Regions from separate parts of the Homo sapiens genome. Here region 1 is linked to region 2. A link is an interaction called in ENCODE POLR2A ChIA-PET data of the cell type or tissue named here. Cell type or tissue: IMR-90. All regions are shown on one strand. Links, peaks and the distances in the headings refer to the core of each region. The heading gives the core; the rest is flanking DNA.

Evidence for each region. Peaks named below come from ENCODE experiments on the same cell type or tissue, not always from the same donor. Only the 100,000 strongest peaks of a DNase experiment are listed, where the experiment ranks them.
Region 1: POLR2A ChIA-PET joins it to region 2 with 5 read pairs; 2 of 35 experiments call an interaction of 5 or more read pairs at or near these places.

Annotation. Positions count from the first base shown.
Region 1 is chr3:177,154,907-177,164,357 of GRCh38, forward strand. The region is part of intron 1 of TBL1XR1 (TBL1X/Y related 1); the gene reads right to left. Among named protein-coding and RNA genes, the nearest start is that of TBL1XR1, 38 kb to the right of the region's middle. In IMR-90, for the core only: no CTCF peak of the experiment used is centred there; no DNase peak of the experiment used is centred there.
Region 2 is chr3:178,299,902-178,309,352 of GRCh38, forward strand. The region is part of intron 2 of LOC105374235 (a long non-coding RNA gene); the gene reads right to left. Among named protein-coding and RNA genes, the nearest start is that of LINC01014, 110 kb to the right of the region's middle. In IMR-90, for the core only: no CTCF peak of the experiment used is centred there; a DNase peak (open chromatin) is centred at 5,050.

The DNA of each region.
Region 1 (9,451 bases), core at 2,594-5,093, 1.1 Mb before region 2:
ATGCAAATCTAAAAGATTTAAATCACAGAGTATTTTCTCTGGCTACAAAGAAAAGTCCCATACAAAGTTACCAAATATTTGAAATCAGATAAACATATTCCTAAAGTAAACAAAGGCTCAAAGAAGAAATCACAATGAAAATTAAAAATCATTCTGAAGTATATGAAAAGAGAAGAGCGTACCAAAAATAGTAAAATGCAGCTAAAGCAACACCTTAAGGGCACTATTTCACAAACAAAACGAATTTGAGATCACTGATCTAAGTTTAAGAAGCTAGAAAAAGGGCAAATTAAACAAAGAAAGCGCTAATATCAATGCAACAGAAAACAGACACACAACACTGAAAAAGCAGTGAAACTAAACTGTCTTTTGAACAAATCAATAAAACTGATACCTCTCACTAAACTGATCAAGATTTGTATTGTGAATTATGAAAAATAAAAAAACATAGCCACAGACTCCACATTAATTGAAAGAATATTAAGCTAATAATTTCTTTAAGAAATAAAACTCCTTTGAAAGACATGAGTTACCAAAAATGACTCAAGATTTTTTTGATCTATGTTGTTCTGTATCTATGAAAGAAATTTAATTTGGGAAACAAAAGGTGTATGAATTTAAAAGAATAAATAAATAGTCATTGTCTATAAATAATGTGAATACATAAGGAAAGCTGATCTTAAAGGATACTAAGGACTTTCAAAAGGAGAAAGATAGTTTTTTTCTTTTTTCCAAGAAATGGTACGAAAACAACTGAATAGTCACATAGAAAAAAAAATGAACTTCAACTTTTACCTCATACCATACACAAAAATTATATCAGTTTTGGTCGGCTGCAGTGGCTCATGCCTGTAATCCGTGCACTCCGGGAAGAGGGCGGATCCCCTGAGGTCAGGAGTTCGAGACCAGCCTGACCAACATGGAGAAACCCCATCTCTACTAAAATTACAGAATTAGCCAGGCGTGGTGGCACATGCCTGTAATCCCAGCTACTCGGGAGGCTGAGGCACAGGAATCACTTGAACCCGAGAGGTGAAGGTTGTGGTGAGCCGAGACTGCACCATTGCACTCCAGCCTGGGCAACAAGAGTGAAACTCCATCTCAAAATAAAAAAAGTAAACCATTTTTTAATCTAAAAGCTAACACTCTAAAACTTCTAAATAGAAATACAGGATAAACTTTCTTAGAACAAAAAAAAACAGAAACCATTAAAAAAAAAAAACCTAGAATTCATGAAAACGTGAAACTTCTACTCTACCAAAAAAAAAAAAAAAAAAAAAGGCACGAAAGGAATGAAAAATCAAGACATATAGGCCAGGCATGGTGGCTCACGCCTGTAATCTAAGCACTTTGGGAGGCCAAGAAGGGCGGATCTGACATCAGGAGTTTGAGACCAGCCTGGCCAACATGGCAAAACCCCCGTCTCTACTGAAAACACAAAAATTATCCAGGTGTGGTGGCGGGCGCCTGTAATCCCAGCTACTCGGGAGGCTGAGGCAGGAGAATCCCTTGAACCCAGGAGGCAGAGGTTGCAGTGAGCCAAGAACACGCCATTGCAGCCTAGGGACAGAGTGAGACTCCATCTCAAAAAAAAAAAATTATATATATACATACACACACACACACACACACACACACACACTTATATATATATACACACACATACATTTATATATATATATATAAAATTCTGACAAAACACTTGTGTCTGGAATATAAAAAAGAATGCCACAACAATTACATGAGGACATATGACCCAAATTTTCAAAGGAGCAAAATATTTGAACAGTTCACAAAAAGATGTATGAATGTCCTCAGAAGTAAAAACTAAAACACAAGGAGATACTAGTTTCTATATACTACTATACACTAGAATATAGCTCAAAGCTGGAAGCAACACAAATATCCATCAACTGGGAATGGACAAAAAATTGTGCTACATCCGCACAACAAAATGACAATTCAAGGAGGGACAAGTCAAGCACAAAATACACAGTGTATGTATCACTTTCTACTCTTGCTAGATGATGAATTACCACAAACGTAGTAGCTTAAAACAACACAAATTTGTTAATTTGTAGTTCTGTAAGTTACAAGTCTGACACAGGTCTCACTGGGCTAAAATGAAGGTGTAAACAGGTGTAATCATTCCTCTCTGGGCCAGGCACAGTGTCTCACACCTGTAATCCCACTTTGGGAGGCTGAGGTAAGAGGACTGCTTGAGCCCATGAGGTCAAAGCTGGAGTGAGCTGTGATTGTGTCACTGTACTCCAGCCTAAGTAGCAGAATGAGACTCTATCTCAAAAAACAAAAAGAAAAAAAAATTTCCTCTCCGGAGGCTCCTAAAGCAGATTAGTTTCTTTTGACTTTTCTAGACTCTGGAGGCACCAGCATTCCCTTGGCTCAGGGCCTCGTCCTCCATCTTCCAAGCCAAGAAATGTGTGCATCTGACCATTCTTCAGCAGTCATTAGTCCTATCACCCTCTCACTACAGATTTTAAGGATCTGTATGATGAGATTAGACTTGCTGGCATGATTTAGTATATAATACTATAAAATTCTGAATTTAACATAAAGAAATAGCACATTTGTACTCAATTCAGAACACTCTGGGTTATAAGTGACCTTGCTGGTTTAAATGAGGATTACCTTGGCATCACTCTCTGCATCAAGGCTCTTAATCACATGTGTAAAATGCCTTTGCCATGGAAGGTTAAATACCCACAGGTTCTGGGAATTAGAGTATGGATGTCTTAGAGGGATCTTTATTCTCCCTACCACAAAATGGAATGGAATTCCATTCATATGAAATTTCTCAAGAAGCAAAACTAACCTGCAGTGTTAGAAAGCAAATTAGCCGTTTCCTGGGATGGGCGTGCCAAAGGGGACTAACTGCAATTGGGAACAAGGGAACTTTTCCAGTTTTATACGTGATCTTCGTCTTAAATTGTGGTAGTTGCACAGGTATATACATTTGTATATTATTCAAATACACCTCAAATGAATGCATTTTATCATATGTAAAGTACAGCTCAATGAAGTTTGTTTGAAGATCATAAATACTATCCTCGTTAAGTGTTTTATTTTAGTTGTTTCCCCCCACCCCCAAGGCTAATAGGTTTGCTCATAGGTAGGTTGGAAAACTGTGAGGCTATCTCATATATCTTAAGGTCCCACCACGGTAGTTTTCAATAAAACAATCTACATGAAGAACTGGATAGTTTTTATAACATTATTTCTAAAAAATAAAAAGTAAAACAAAAACAAAAACAAAAAAAACCCTGCTGCAAATTCCACTGTAAATATAGGATTTGTTTCTTTTCTTTTTTTTTTTTTTTTTTAAGACAGTCTTGCTCAGTCGCCCAGGCTGGAGTGCAGTGGCACAATCTTGGCTCACTGCAACCTCTACCCTCCTGGGTTCAAGCCATTCTCCTGCCTCAGCCTCCCCAGTAGCTGGGATTACAGGTGCGAACCACTATGCCCAGCTAATTTTTGTATTTTTAGTAGACACGGAGTTTCACCATGTTGGCCAGGCTGGTCTCGAACTCCTGACCTCATGATCCGCCCGCCTCGGCCTCCCAATGTGCTGGGATTACCGGCGTGAACCACCACGTCCGGCCAATATAGGAATTTAAAACAAGACTACAACTGACAGAAGAGCCATTCATCCCTATGGTATACTCCTAAATTTCATATTATATATTAGACCCTGAAAATCCTGTTGCTATGGTGTTGCTCCCAGGAGACATTTCAGCAGCAGTAACCAGGAAGAGCTAAGAAGCTGACAGACCTGCATATAGATATGATTAGAAAATCATCTGTGGCGCTTTAGGGATTCTGTTTGAGCACCTCTAGATTAAAGAAAATTGGACACTACTAACAGCCCTAAGGCTATATAAACCCAAGAAATTAACCTAACCTCCCCAGCCCCTCAAGTAATATTAAAGAGATATCATTCTTCTATAAACAATATAAATCAAGAAGAGAAACATCCATCCTGCGGGCCACATTAAACTACTAAGGCCACTAAATGGACGTATTTTCCCACCTCCAAAACTAAGCTATAATAAATACAATATGGTCTCTAAAATTATTAGCATTCAAAGAGCCTCAATGTAGAGATACCCTATTAAAAGTTTTAATTCTCCTAAAATGTAAAAAGAACAAGAAGAATTTTTTATTTTTAATTCCTGCAGTGGTAAAGACAGTTTTTACTTATGTGGAACTCAGCTGGATTTTCTCAATGGGTAAAAAAAAAAAGAGAGAAATCAGTTTCTACCATAGGTTTAAAAAGCTGAGGCTGATTCTCCTGCTGCTGAGGAAAGTAAATAGCTCACTTCCAATACTGAAAGAAGTAGCTACTTGAAATTATATCAATTCTCTAATGCTAAAAAGATTACCTTAAAAATGGTAAGGAAATTACCACTTATACCACAACTGGAGTATACATTTTATAAAATAAGGGCCCTCTATTTTAAAATAAAGTACATTCAATGCTGTTGTGAGAACTGTATGATTTATTTAAAAGAAATACTATAGAAAAGTCAATATATATAATTTATACACATATAAATGACAAGCTTGATCAAAATAACTACTTGAAAAACCAAGACACAAAATTCTCATCACATTTTCAGCAGCATGAGTTTTTATATCCATTCTCTCTTCTTTCTTAAAATAAGCACCAAATTTATAGCACCCCTTTGAAGCACTAAAGATATGTCAGTGTGCAAAAATCAGGTAGGAAAAGAAAAAAGTCATCCAAGTAAATAATTATAATCAGCGTTAAGTGTTACAAAGTACCAGCTCCTACGAAAGTCCTAAATAAGTAATGTCCCTGCTGCCACCTGATGCACAGGGCTTAGTAAAGACTAATGATGGCCACTGTTTCCAAGTGAAGCGATGCTGGCCCCTGAGTTTCAAGACACTAGTTTTGCATCTTCATAAGGATGCTACGTTTTTGCAGTAAAATTTAGGATGTCTATTTGTTTAAAAATTTTTTAAGCTATATTAATAGGTCAAGGTCGTTAATACCACCACATTAATGCATTTAACCTCATAGTTTAATTTAACTTAATATAAAGTAGTGGTGAAGAGCAAGGCTAGACAGCTAGATTTGCATGTAACCCTGAGCACATTACTTAATCCAATAAAGAGTGGGGAAAATGGAGCAAGAGGGAACAAAATAATAGTACTTTCTCAAGAAGCTCAAATAACAAGTAAATTGAAGAGCTGTTGGAGGCCTTGTTTAGCTGCTTTGCAAACCATGTAAGTAGAAGTATCTGGTAGGGCGCAGTGGCTCAGTCCTGTAATCCCAGCACTTTGGGAGGACGTCATGGTAGTGCATCATGACGTCAGGAGATCTAGGCCATCCTGGCTACCACGATGAAACCCCATCTCTACTAAAAATACAAAAAATTAGCTGGGCGTGGTGACAGGCGCCTGTAGTCCCAGCTATTCAGGAGGCCAAGGCAGGAGAATGGCGCGAACCCGGGAGACTGAGCTTGCAGTGAGCCAAGATTGCGCCACTGCACTCCAGCCTGGGCGACAGAGCGAGACTCTGTCTCAAAAAAAAAAAAAAAAGTATCCAATTGGCAGCGAGAAAGAAGAATCAAATAATGTCCAGAACAATCTTCACTGAGTCCATAGTTCCCATTCTGCTTCCAATTCCAGGATATATTACTTGCACTGGGTTTGATGGGATACTTCCCAATGAATTCTTTTTCTTCAAGCTCTCGATTATTTTTTATTATTTGAAACTCAGTCCTAAATCATAAAACATGTTTATAAAGAGCTAAAACATTCTAGCCCAGGCGTGGTGGTTCACACCTGTAATCCACACACTTTGGGAGACTGAGGAGGGTGGATCACCTGAGGTCAGGAGTTCGAGACCAGCCTGGCCAACATGGTGACACCACATCGCTACTAAAAATACAAAAGTTAGCCAAGCATGGTAGTGCATACCTGAGGTCCCAGCTCCTTGGGAGGCTGAGATGCGAGGACTGCTTGAGCCCAGAGGACGGAGGTTGTAGTGAGCCGAGAACACGCCACTGCACTCGAGCCTGGGTGACAGAGTGAAACTCTGTCTCAAAAAAAAAAAAAATAAAGATCTAAAACATTCTCTAGAAATGTAAAAAAATTTATATCAAGTACTAAAACAAAGCCAGTTAATCTTAGATACACAAATGTACACAAACACACCTAGGTTTGTTGTGTTTCCGTTTTGGAAATTTGGTAAATGCTTAACAGCATAATTTTCCATTTGTTATAGTCTAATTTGTTTTCCTGTTTCTCTGACTGTTTTGCCTATCATCTTAGATAACCCCTGTGCCAGTCCTTGACTCCTTGCTTTCCCATGTGTTTCTTTTAGCTAGTTTACATGCTACCCCTTAAGTTCTCTTTTCCCCAAAACCCTGACTGAAAAAAAGACTTCTACAAGCAGTCAGCAAACAGGTTATTTCCCACACATATCTCACATTTTTATTTACATTATGAGCCAGTTAGGTTAATTACACTTTTCAGTGACTCAAATGCAAGTAAAAGATTCTGAACTCAGCACTAATAATGTCAAACCCTACATAAAAGGCACTAATTGGCCAGGCGCGGTGGCTCACGCCTGTAATCCTAGCACTTTGGGAGGCTGAAGCGGGTGGATCACCTGAGGTCAGGAGTTTGAGACCAGCCTGGCCAACTTGGTGAAACCCCATCTCTGCAAAAAAATATAAAAATTAGCCAGGCATGATGGTGGATGCCTATAATCCCAGCTACTCGGGAGGCTGATGCAGGAGGATCGCTTGAACCAGGGAGGTAGAGGTTGCAGTGAGCCAAGATCATGCCACTGAACTCCAGCTTGGGTGACAGAGTGAGACTCTGACTCAAAAAAAAAAAAAAAATCTAAGACCCATCACCCAGTTAAGAATCATATATCAACAATAAGCACATGAAAATATTCTCAACATCATTTGTCACCAAGGAAATTCAAATTATAACCACAATGAGACACCACACACTCCCACTCAAATAGCTGAAACTAAAAAAGAACTAAAAATATTAAGTGTTGACAAAAACACAGAGCAACTAGAACTTACAAACACTGCTAGTGAAAGAGCAGACTGGCACAATCACTTTGAGGAATGGTTATAGCAGTTTCTAAAGTTAAACATATATCTACATCCTATTATCAATTTCATTTCTAATACACCAAAAAGATGTTAAGTGCTTTAGAATGTTCACAGCAGTTTTATTCAGAATAGCGCAATGTTGAAAACGCCACATATCTGTCCAAAGAGTAAAATAGATAGTAGTATTACACTTATGCGTGTGTATCAATGAAAAAGAAACTACTGCTTGATACAATAAATGATGAAGCACAGATTTACATGACCAGTCTCTAGTGAACACAGGTCAATACAGTGGTTACCTTTGGTGGGCAAGATACTGACTGGAAGAATGGACAAGGGAGCCTGCCTGCCGGAAGGCATGAAATGTTCCATGTCTCAATTTTGTTGGTAGTTACAAGGGTGGATAATATGTTTTAATTTTAAAAAATCATAGGCACAACTAATTTATGGTAACAGAAATTAGAAAACTGATTGTCTAAGATGGAGAGAAGGAAAAACAAAATGGGGCCTGAGGAAATTTTCTGAGTGATGGAAATGTTCTAAATCTTGACTGGGGTGGGTTACATGGTCAGTTTTACATGAGCTGTTAAAACTCATCAAAACAGTACACTTAACATCTGTTCATTTTATTGAAAGTAAATCATACCTCAACTAAAAGAAAGTTTACTGAGTTATACATCTACAAGTGTATACTTTGCCTTATGTAAATTACAGCACAATAAAAAATGGAAGTGCCCAAAATAAAAGTCCGCTAAGAAGAAATGACTTAAATATACAAAAAGATGCTCGATCTTATTCAAAATAAAAAAGAAATCAGAAAGACACTAAAGTAATATCTTCACTAGCAGATTATCAAAGAGCAAAACATTTGGTAACACTATGTTGGCAAGAACATGGGCAGAGACACATTGAGAGCAGGAATGTAAACCGGTACAGCCTCTGTGAAGTCAGTCTGGCAGTCACTACCCTAATTATTTACAAATGCACGTATCCTTTGACCCAGCAATTCCAATTATTTATTTATCATACAGATATCCTTTTATGCATAGGGAATGATCTATGTACCAAGGTTATTCACTCAACATTGCCACAGCCACAGACTGAGGCAACCTGAATATCCATCAATGAAGGGACCGGTTAAACTATGGAGTACCAATACAGTAAAATGTCTTGCAGCCATTTAAAAGAAAAAAAAGAGGCCGGGCGTGGTGGCTCACGCTTGTAATCCCAGCACTTTGGGAGGCCAAGGCGGGCAGATCACTTGAGGTCAGGAGTTCGAGACCAGCCCTGCCAACATGAGGAAACCCCGTCTCTACTCAAAATACAAAAAAATTAGCCAGGCATGGTGGCGGGCACCTGTAATCCCAGCTACTCAGGAGGCTGAGGCAGAAGAATCACATGAAACCAGGAGGTGCAAGCTGCAGTGAGCCAAGATCATGCCATTACCATCCAGCCTGGGCAACAAGAGCAAAAACTCCGTCTGAAAAAAAAAAAAGAAAGCTCTTTGTGTAGATGTGAGAAGATGTAAAATATATAAGGTAAAAACAGCAAAACACATCAAAGTGACTAGTACCCTAATATTTGTATTTAAAACAATACTGGGGAGAGGGTGTAAAGTATACACTTAATTACTTTTATATATATAAAATATCTGGAAGGATACAAAGAAAACTGATGACAGTGGTTAGCTCTAGGAAAGTAACTTGGTAGGGGTAGGGGTAGGGGAGAGAATACTTATGAATTTTGAACAACGTGAATATATTACCTAGCCAACAAATCTTTTCTGAAGCAGTAATCAGCTTCAATTCATATGTATCACTTTCTATACACATAGATATACACATAAATACGCAAAATGTATCAATAGTTTAGATTTATGTTATTACAATTAAACAGTAAAAACTCAGTACTTCTGCCCAAGCACAAAAAAGAATATATACCTTTACTCACCTCAAATATATTCCCAATACGTTCCTGAAAAGGAAATATTTTTCTTCAACCAGAGAATTATTAGCAACAATCAACAATAGAGAAAGCCCAGCAGATTATACGCCCTTCTTAACACCAACCGTGCACACGCATACGCTCAGCAACATACCGTAAAACAACTAACATAACATTTCAAAATTCTTGTTCCAGAGCTGAGTAAAATTCATTATTGTGGCTTGGTTAGGACTCCCTGACTTGACATTAAAAACTGTTCATGTTTACAACTACCACAATGTTTGCTATCCGAGTATTCCCTCCTGCAAAGACCTTCAAATGGCCCCTAAATTGTTAAAACTTGGAATGGCTTAATTTACACATCACTCCCTATTTTCAATTTTTTT
Region 2 (9,451 bases), core at 4,042-6,541:
CTCTTTTTGTTGTATTACATTTGCTTATTTGTGTCTTTCTACTACATTATAAAATCTTAATAGCAGAAACCATGTAATTCATCTCTATCTGAATAGGCAGGAGTGTAAAGTTGAAAGGTGCAGATCTTAGAGAAAGACCTTCCCAGCTTGGACACACATTTCATTGACTACTGTGTGGCATTGAACAAATTACATCTGCTCTCTTAGCCTTACCTTCTTTGCATAAAAATTCATACAGTTAAAAAAAAACGAGTGAATGTACACTTTCCTAATTTAGAAGCAGTGAAGGTAAGGGAAAAAAACCCAATTGTTCTGCAAGATTTGAAATTGTTCAATGGTTAAAAACAAACAAACAACAAACAAAAAACTATCAAAGAGCTATTTCTTATTTCCAGATTGTTTACCAAAGCTGCTTTTCAGAAAACCGAAGGGAAAAGTTGAAAATGGCATGGAAAAGGGCAAAGAGCTTTGGAGTGACAGACAAGAAATCTTAGCAAATGTGGCCCTGATTCTACTACTTGACGGCTGTGTAATCTCAGGCAAAACCTTCACCAATCGAAACTTCACCTTCCACCTCCCCAATATGAAGTGAGGGTATGAGAGGTATTAAGTTCTTACAGATTTTTCCCCCTGTGGTAGTAACAGTTGTCCAGTTCAAACTAGAGGCAAATAATAAGAACCAAGGAGCAAGTAGAAATGCCCAACTCCCACTTCGAGGTCAGAAGACCGCAGTGTAAGCCATTCCAGAAGCTCAGATGTCATTTCCACAACAAAGCCTTCCTTAAAGCTACTATCTAGCCCAAGGCAGAGTACTCCTTCTGCTATGAACCAATTTTTGTTTGTACTTTTTCGCTATCACTAATCACCTTGTATTTTCTTATCTACCTAGTATGTCTGTTTCCTCTCACAATCTATGGATTTCTTGAGGATATGGATCATATGTTTTATTATGTTCATTACCCCATGCAGCTTGTAGCTCAATGAATGTTTCATTATGAATGGGTGAATCAATGAATGAATGAATAAGTGAATAAATAAAAACTTAGAAGAAACAAAAGTTATTAAAGACCCCCAAAATGGAATTTTATATATATGTCAACTAAGGTATATTAAAAGTAGTTGCAATATGTATATATAATTTTGGCAATTTTTACCTGGTTGCTTCACGCCTCAATATGTATCTTTCTATTCTATTTGAATGGTATAATTTGCTAAGTTTGAACTACTTTAGTTGTGCGTTTTCTTGTTTTGTTAGGCAGCTGTAAGATAAAGGAAGAAATCGGCACCAGCTTCTGCTGTATCATTGACTTGCTCTTTCCAAGTCATGAATATCAACCATAGGCTAATTTTGCTATCTTGCTTTCTGACAATTTTATTTTTAGGCTTTTATAACAATGAACACTGATCTTTCCGTTTAAGAAAATGTTTCGTACATCACACCATTTAAAAAACCTAGTTAATGACTTCTCATCAGTATAAATTACAAACTATTTTCCAACAACAACGGGAAGGAACTGTCTCAGTATATTTACATAGGAAGGTGACAGCTGCTTAAGTGTAAGTGACTTACTATCAAATACCAAAATAAATTCACTTAAAAAAAATGTGGGCCATGCGCAGTAGCTCATGCCTGTAATCCCAGCATTTTGGGAGGCCAAGGCAGGCAGATCACCTGAGGTCAGGAGTTCAAGACCAGCCTTGTCAACAAGGTGAAACCGCATCTCTACTAAAAATATAAAAATTAGCTGGGCGTGGTGGCACATGCCTGTAGTTCCAGCTACTCAGGAGGCAGAGGCAGGAGAATCACTTGAAGCTGGGAGGTGGAGGTTGCAGTGAGCCAAGATCACACCACTGCACTCCAGCCTGGGCGACAGAGCGATACTCCATCTCAACAACAACAAAAAGTATGTATGGCTCGCTAAATTCTGGTAACAAGATAATGCCTGACAAAAATCAATACATTAGTAGATGATGTTCATTAAAAGTTTTCTCTCCATGACATCACTCACTTTAATGAACTGATGTCTACTATTATCAGCTAACATTTCTTCAAAGTAGTTACAAAAGAAATTACCCTTGGAAACCAAAGATTAAAGATAAACAGAACTTTATTTACCTAGTAATTTTGACGTGAAAACAGTTCTTACAGAGGGCTTAACAGCTGCTGTCAAAAATAAACTTTCCAAAAGAATTCTAATCTTCTTTTTTTTTTTTGAAATGGAGTCTCGCTCTGTCACCCAGGCTGGAGTGCGGTGGCGCAGTTTTGGCTCAGTGTAACCTCCACCTCCTGGGTTCAAGCAATTCTCCTCCCTCAGCCTCCTGAGTAGCTGGGATTACAGGTGCGTGCCACCACGCCCGGCTAATTGTTTATTCATGCACTACCATATGGCCATATACCTACAGCACACAGCCCTTCTTCTCACATTCCTATCAAATCCTGCTATAAGGTTTTATTTTATTTTATTTTATTTTATTTTTTTGAAATGAGGTTTCCCTCTATCGGCTAGAGTGCAGTGATGTGAGTAGCTGGGGCTATAGGTATGTGCCATAACACCAGGCTAATTAAAAAAAAATATGTATATACACACATACATACACACACACACACACACACACACATTCACACACACACACACACACACACACACAGTGTAGACATGAGACCCAGGCTGGTCTTAAACTCCTGTACTCAAGCGATCCTCCCACCTTGGTCTCCAAAAGTGTTGGGAGTACAGGTGTAAGCCACCGTGCCCAGCTCTAAGATTCTTGATTTGTACTGAAACCATTCTGTAGGGGGCATCCTCCCAGGGTATTTGCATTCTCAAGAGGAAGAAAAGATACTTGGATATATCAGTTTAGTTTTAAATGCTAACAAAAATGATAAGCAAAAGCATCCAGGATTGTCCATGGATGAGGAACATTTCCAGGGTTCCTGAAGTCATATGCACTACCTGGCCTCTTGTGCCTTGGCATTCAGTTGAATTAGCACCTCAGCCATCACTGTGTCATACTCCATAGGAACAATATTATAATTAAAGACATAATCTTTTAGTGATAGATTATTATGATAATAATAAGCTACATTGCTCATGTGTTTGGTTTATTGGTAGATGCCTTTGTCTAACCAGCAAGTGGATACATGAGAACAGGACATGTGGTATATGTAAAGATGATTCCTGACCCAGAGGACACACAAATAACAAGAGCTTCTGCTGTGGGATGAACACAGTGCAGACTCCATACCTGGCATTTTTTTCTCAAAACAACACAAAACCCCAAGGGTTTAATTAGTTTACCTAAGAAACCACAGCTAGTTTTTAAAGGCATTTAAAGAGACCTCTACCTCTAATACCTATGGGAACCAACGCTCCTTGATGTCTTTCTCAAACTAAATCTCCTATGCTTGATACATACTAAGCTATAGTCATCCTGGTGACTTAAAAAGCATGATTAGTATAACCTGGATATATTTAGTAAGTTACATAATATTATGCAACTCTATTTGTGCCTGAAAAAACAATGAAAATGTTTCCTCTGCTGACATCAAATACTTCACTTGTTCCATTTCACTTTGGTAGTGCTTTCAAAGCCTCTTGAAATTTGGGTCACTCGCTTGAAAAATTATTTGATTATGGGATATACAGTTAATTGGTTTTTGCATTTGAATTTATTGCATAAACGTTCAAATATTTTTTAAAAAGGATTGTATGTAGTAAAAAACTGTTGCCATGGGAGCTATCTCAATCTTTAATATGAACAATAGTATTGTATTTCTAAGGAGGTTTTCCTTCCTTCAAAACCTTTGGATCTGCAAGCCTGTGACGAATTCTGCTTCTTAGAATGGCTCTCAGCCAGGTAAACCTGTATCACGTGTTCTGTGGCACAAGCCTCTTTATAGATTCATTGATTGCAATCATTAGTAGTCTGCTGAAAACTGGAATGAAATAGCTATGAAATAACAGATGCTTGTTTATCTTTCCTCAAGCAGACAACATCGCAGCTACAACTCTCTTTGAAATAACTATGGCATCATGCTCTAATCACAGTTTATGCAAACACCATACAGTTGTAGAGTGCTCCTCAAGACATTTTTATACAAATTAATTTATTCAATTTTTGAGAATAACACATGGGTTTTTAAACATAGAAAGAATTATAATATTCATTTTGCAGATGAAGAAACTGTGGTCTCTGGATGCAGAACAACTTGCTTATGACCACAAAACTAGTAAATGGCAAAATTTTGCTTTCGTATAATAGGCTGTGGACATAGGCATAGGACGGTCACAGTTTTAAGTATTCACAGGCCCTCAACAAGGAACATGATTTGTACAAATTTATACAATTTTTGGTCACAACTATGAAAAATACTGTGTCTACTAAGACTGATGCTCAGATGTAAGTTGGTTACTAGTGAGTGGACCTAGCTACTGCCCAGAAGCTGCATATCAACTTAATTTTATTTTTATTACTTACCACTATTTTCATAAATCACATGCATATTGTGAGTTATTCATTTGTTCATCCAAAAGAAATACCTAATAATCAATTCTGTGAGGAGTGCTAAAATGGTGCTGACTTGATCCATGAATTCAAGAAGCCTGCAGCTATGGAACAGCTATTAAGCAAGAAATTAGTAACAAGCTATGACGATAATTCTAAGATTAGATGATTTTTATAAAACTTTGATATCTAAACTAAGCATTGGCCAGAAATTTCTCCATGGAAAAGGTGAGATATGAAGAATAAATAGGAATTCCACAGTTTAAAGAGAGGACAAAATAAAGAATATTTATTTTATTTTTTGTTTTACTTTACTGCCTTTTGTGCAAGAAAATATATTTAATAATAATAATGTTTACAAATTTAGGGATTTGCCACAGTCTCAGGGTGTACCATGGTGACTGTCAAGGGTGTATTCTATCCTGAGTTTTCCTTTACCTACTTAACTGTGTTGGTTAGAACATGATGCACTTAGAAAGTCATGAATTTGATTGCATTCCTAAATGATGATGTTTTTCCTTGTCCCAAGCATGCAATCTGTGGTCATAACTCTGTCATAAGAAAGAGTGCCTAAGAGAATGTGGATGGAGTAGTGAAATTTAATTACTAGTGTTCGAAAAAAAAATTGAAGTACAGATGCTACTGACATCATACACTTTTCTGTTTACCTTAAAGACATCAGCTTATTATACAGTTTATACACATACTATAAAAACAGTCAGAGTCTTATATTTCTTTCTGTAGTGGTTGGAACAAAGAATTCATGTTAATTTGTATTGCTTCTTATAAACATTCTAATTTTTTTCAAAGTGTCACTAAGAATTTTGCAAGATTTGCACTATATGTGCTTGAATATTCAGTAGTTATAGTACTATATTTTACATAACATCTGTTGGAAATATCATTATGTAGCATTGTGTGGTTCTAATTGATAGCATATTTTAAAAAGTCAAATCTAAATTTAAAATTTCTTTTTTGCATAATGGACAACCCCAGCTCCACACCAAGATTATGTTCAGGGAAAGTAGAGTACAATTAACACAAAATACAAATAATGTGTATAAAATGAAATATATTTTAAAATATACCATGAAAGAGTGATATTATTCAGGTTATTTCATTTATGAGGTCTTATAATGGAACTTTAGAATATTAACCAATTTATAGAAAACACGGAATGTCAAAATTGATGTAACTTTATTTTTTCTTGAGACCAAGTTTTGCTCTCATTGCCCAGGCTGTAGTGCAATGGTGTCATCTTGGCTCACTACAACCTCTGCCTCCCGGCTTCAAGCGATTCACCTGCCTCAGCCTCCCAAGTAGCTGGGATTACAGGCATGCGCCACCAGGCCCAGCCAATTTGTATTTTTAGTAGAGACGGGCTTTCTCCATGTTGGTCAGGCTGGTCTTGAACTCCCGACCTCAGGTGATCTGCCCGCCTTGGCCTCCCAAAGTGCTGCGATTACAGGCGTGAGCCACCACGCCCGGCCCTGAGGTAACATTTTAAGGACAACTCTTTTATAAATGAGAAAATTCATTTAGTCAAGTGTAGTCATAATGCTAGTTAGTAGTAATGCTGGAAAAATTCAAATATCTTCACTCAAAGTCTAGTTCTCCATGGGCTTCACCATGCTACCAACTTTCTATTTCATAGAAAGTTCAAAATATTTTCAAACGTTTCACTTTCAAATGATTCTTTAACCATTTCGAATGCATATCTGTGTATAGTACGTACATAAAAACAGAATTGAACCTATAACTCAAGAAAAATCTAATCATGTCGTTCGTTGCTTTTGACCTTTGTGGATACTAGGATGATTACTAAATAGTTTAAGAATCGTTGCAAAGATATCTTCTGACACAACAGTGAAGAACAGGAAATTAACAGAACTGATAGGAAGTCAGAGATATCAACATCTTTGATTATACCTTTCTGTATAGCTAGTTATCATCTACATATCATCTATCTAGCCATCCATCTATCTAAAAAAACAACCCATTTTTCTATGTATTTATATAAGACATATGTTTATATGTATGTATGCATCTATCTGTCTACCTATCTGCTGTCTATCTACGTTGCTATCTGCAAAGAAGCTGAAATTACTGTATTGCCATGAATGAAGAGGCAGTCATAATATTCTATACTGAGTAGTTAAGTCATTTCTTTTCATGGTCATAATTAAAACCAGAGGATAAAAACTCTCCTCCTCCCTCTACCCCCTTCTCTCCCCTTCTTTTAGCCATATCACATTTCAATGAGCTATGTAACTTATTCATAACTGCTGGATAGAGGGGGTGGAGGCAACTCCAAATCAAACTAGGAAGAAGACACTGAATCTGTCCTAAATATTGACTTGTGTGTATATATATATATGTATATATATATAGTCATGTGTCATGTAACAACAAAAGTGTGCTTTGAGAAATGTATCATTAGGCAATTTTGTCATTGCACAAATATCACAAAGTGTATTTACACAAACTCAGATGGTATAGCCTATGACACACCTATGTTATATGACACAAATGCTCCTAGGCTATAAACATGTACAGTATGTTACTATGCTGAATACCATAAGTAATTTTAACATGATATTTGTTTTTCTAACCATATTTAAGCACAGAAAAGGTACACTAAAAGCACGGTATTATGATCTTACAGTATCACTGTTGTACATGTGGTATGTCATTGACCAAAACGTCATTATGTGGCACTTAATTGTAATTGTTTATAATTGTTATTAGACAAAGTTCAGCCTGAAAGTTGACATGCAAAATTAAACAACAAAGAACTCAAGATAAAATTGCAAGATTCCTGATATGTGAAGAATCAATGGACACTAGGCTGGCAACACTGTTCTTAGAAGACCATTTGGGTGGGCGGGCAGAGTGCTTCTATTGTGATAAGCATGCAGCAGAAATTCAGCCATCTGGATGAGGAAGGGCAGTGCTCACATTTGGGACAGAGGCCTTTATGTACATCTAGTAGAATGAACATCTGGAAGGTATAGAACAAGGCCTCAGATAATGAGCTAGGAGACAAAAACTCCAGTTACTAGAACTGCAGTACAAGAATAAGAATGAAAGGGGAGGTGAATTGAGATTTAAACCAACAGGAGTGTTCCTGGCAATAGAACTGCCTAAGCCCCAGGGCCCAAAGCAAAATATAAACTCAGATACAAGGGACTTAACTTGCTGTAGTCTTACAACTTTGAGTCTAAATCATACCACCAAATGATGCTGCCTCATCCTAAATCCATCTCCATTTTCTATCAAGTAAGTAATGTGGATGCATGTCTGTATGTATATTCTCACTTGGGATTGTCTTTCATTTAATCTTGATTTCTGTAAGTTTTTCTTTAGATTTTTATGGATTCCCTTTCTGTTTCATATCAGATTACAGTCATTATCTAAAAACACCAATGTGAAAATTCATTGAAAATTTATCCTGTAATTTACTTTGTGATTGGGTTTTTTTTTTTTTACCTCTACTAGTTATTTGGCAAATTAAATATGGTAACTGTGCTGATATATAAAATGGCTGAATTCAAGATGAATGTTGTATAATGTCCACTGACCACAATCTCGACAAATACCTCAATGACATGTGCCTTTGAGTAGATACTTAATTGTAGTATTCTTTTCTTAACATTGGAGACAGAAACAAAAACACAGGAAATAGGAAAACAAGTTTCTGAGTCATATCTTAATATGACTACAATATATTTTAAATTTGTATGCTAGGTCAAGAATACTAAATTGAAGAAGCAATTCCTATAGCAATTGGTCAGATAAAGTCATAATAAGACATTTCTCCAAAGGATTCAAAGCATTTTTTACACTGAATGTAACTAACCCCTTTTGAGGTATGTAGAAAGTGATTATAAACATTTTCATTATGTAAATAAAAAGAAGAAACACACAAAGTGTTCATATAGTAAGAATTCTAAATTTAGATGAATGCATGAGTCTAAATCAACCAAAAATGTAGTATTCATATTACCTTTTTTTTTTTTTTTTTTAATAGATGGAATCTCACTCTGTCACCCAGGCTGGAGTGCAGTGGTGCAATCTCGGCTCACTGCAACCTCTGCCTCCCGGGTTCAAGTGATTTTCCTGCCTCAGCCTCCCGAGTAGCTGGGATTGCAGGCACCTGCCACCACACTCAGCTCTTTTTTTTTTTTTTTTTTTGTATTTTTAGTAGAGGTGGGGTTTCACTATGTTGGCCAGGCTAGTTTTGAATTCCTGACCTCAAGTGATCCACCCCCCTTGGTCTCCCAAAGTGCTAGGATTACTGGCGTGAGCCATCGTGCCCGGCCTCATATTACATTTTGAATATTTTATATAAGCAACAGAAAAAAAATGTTGCCTAGATTAAACCAAAAGATATCATGCCTAGGGAGGAGAAGGAGGAAACATAGAAGGGCAGCTGATGAATCAGACTCAAAAGACAGTTTTGAGGATCCAACAAGTAGGAGCTAACTGTCAGCTTCATCTGTTTACCATCACATGACTTATTCTTTTTTTTTTTTTCGAAGTGTCAAGAGAAAATTGGATTGCTTTTGATACAGGCAAGTTCTTGACTTCATCCTGGAAGGAATTCAAGAACTGGCTGGTGGTAAAAGAAAACAGCTTTATTGAGGCAATGGCAGGGTTAGAGCACTGTGACTGCTCCTGCTTAAGGAGCAGGCTTTTCAGGATTAGCTAGAAAATGGGCGGTAACTTTTGGGCATTGCAATGGCAATGGTAAACTATCATGGTGCTGGTAGACATGTCTTATGGAGCCATGCTTTCAGGGTCTCTTCCCAGTTCTGGGGAGTCTATAGTCTGGTCCGGAGTCTAGTCCCACCTACTGAGTCTAGTCTCACTTTAGTTTGGATCAAGTGTTTGCCATTTGGCTAGAAAAAGTTTATAAGTAGTTCTGTCAATCTAGTATGTATTCTGA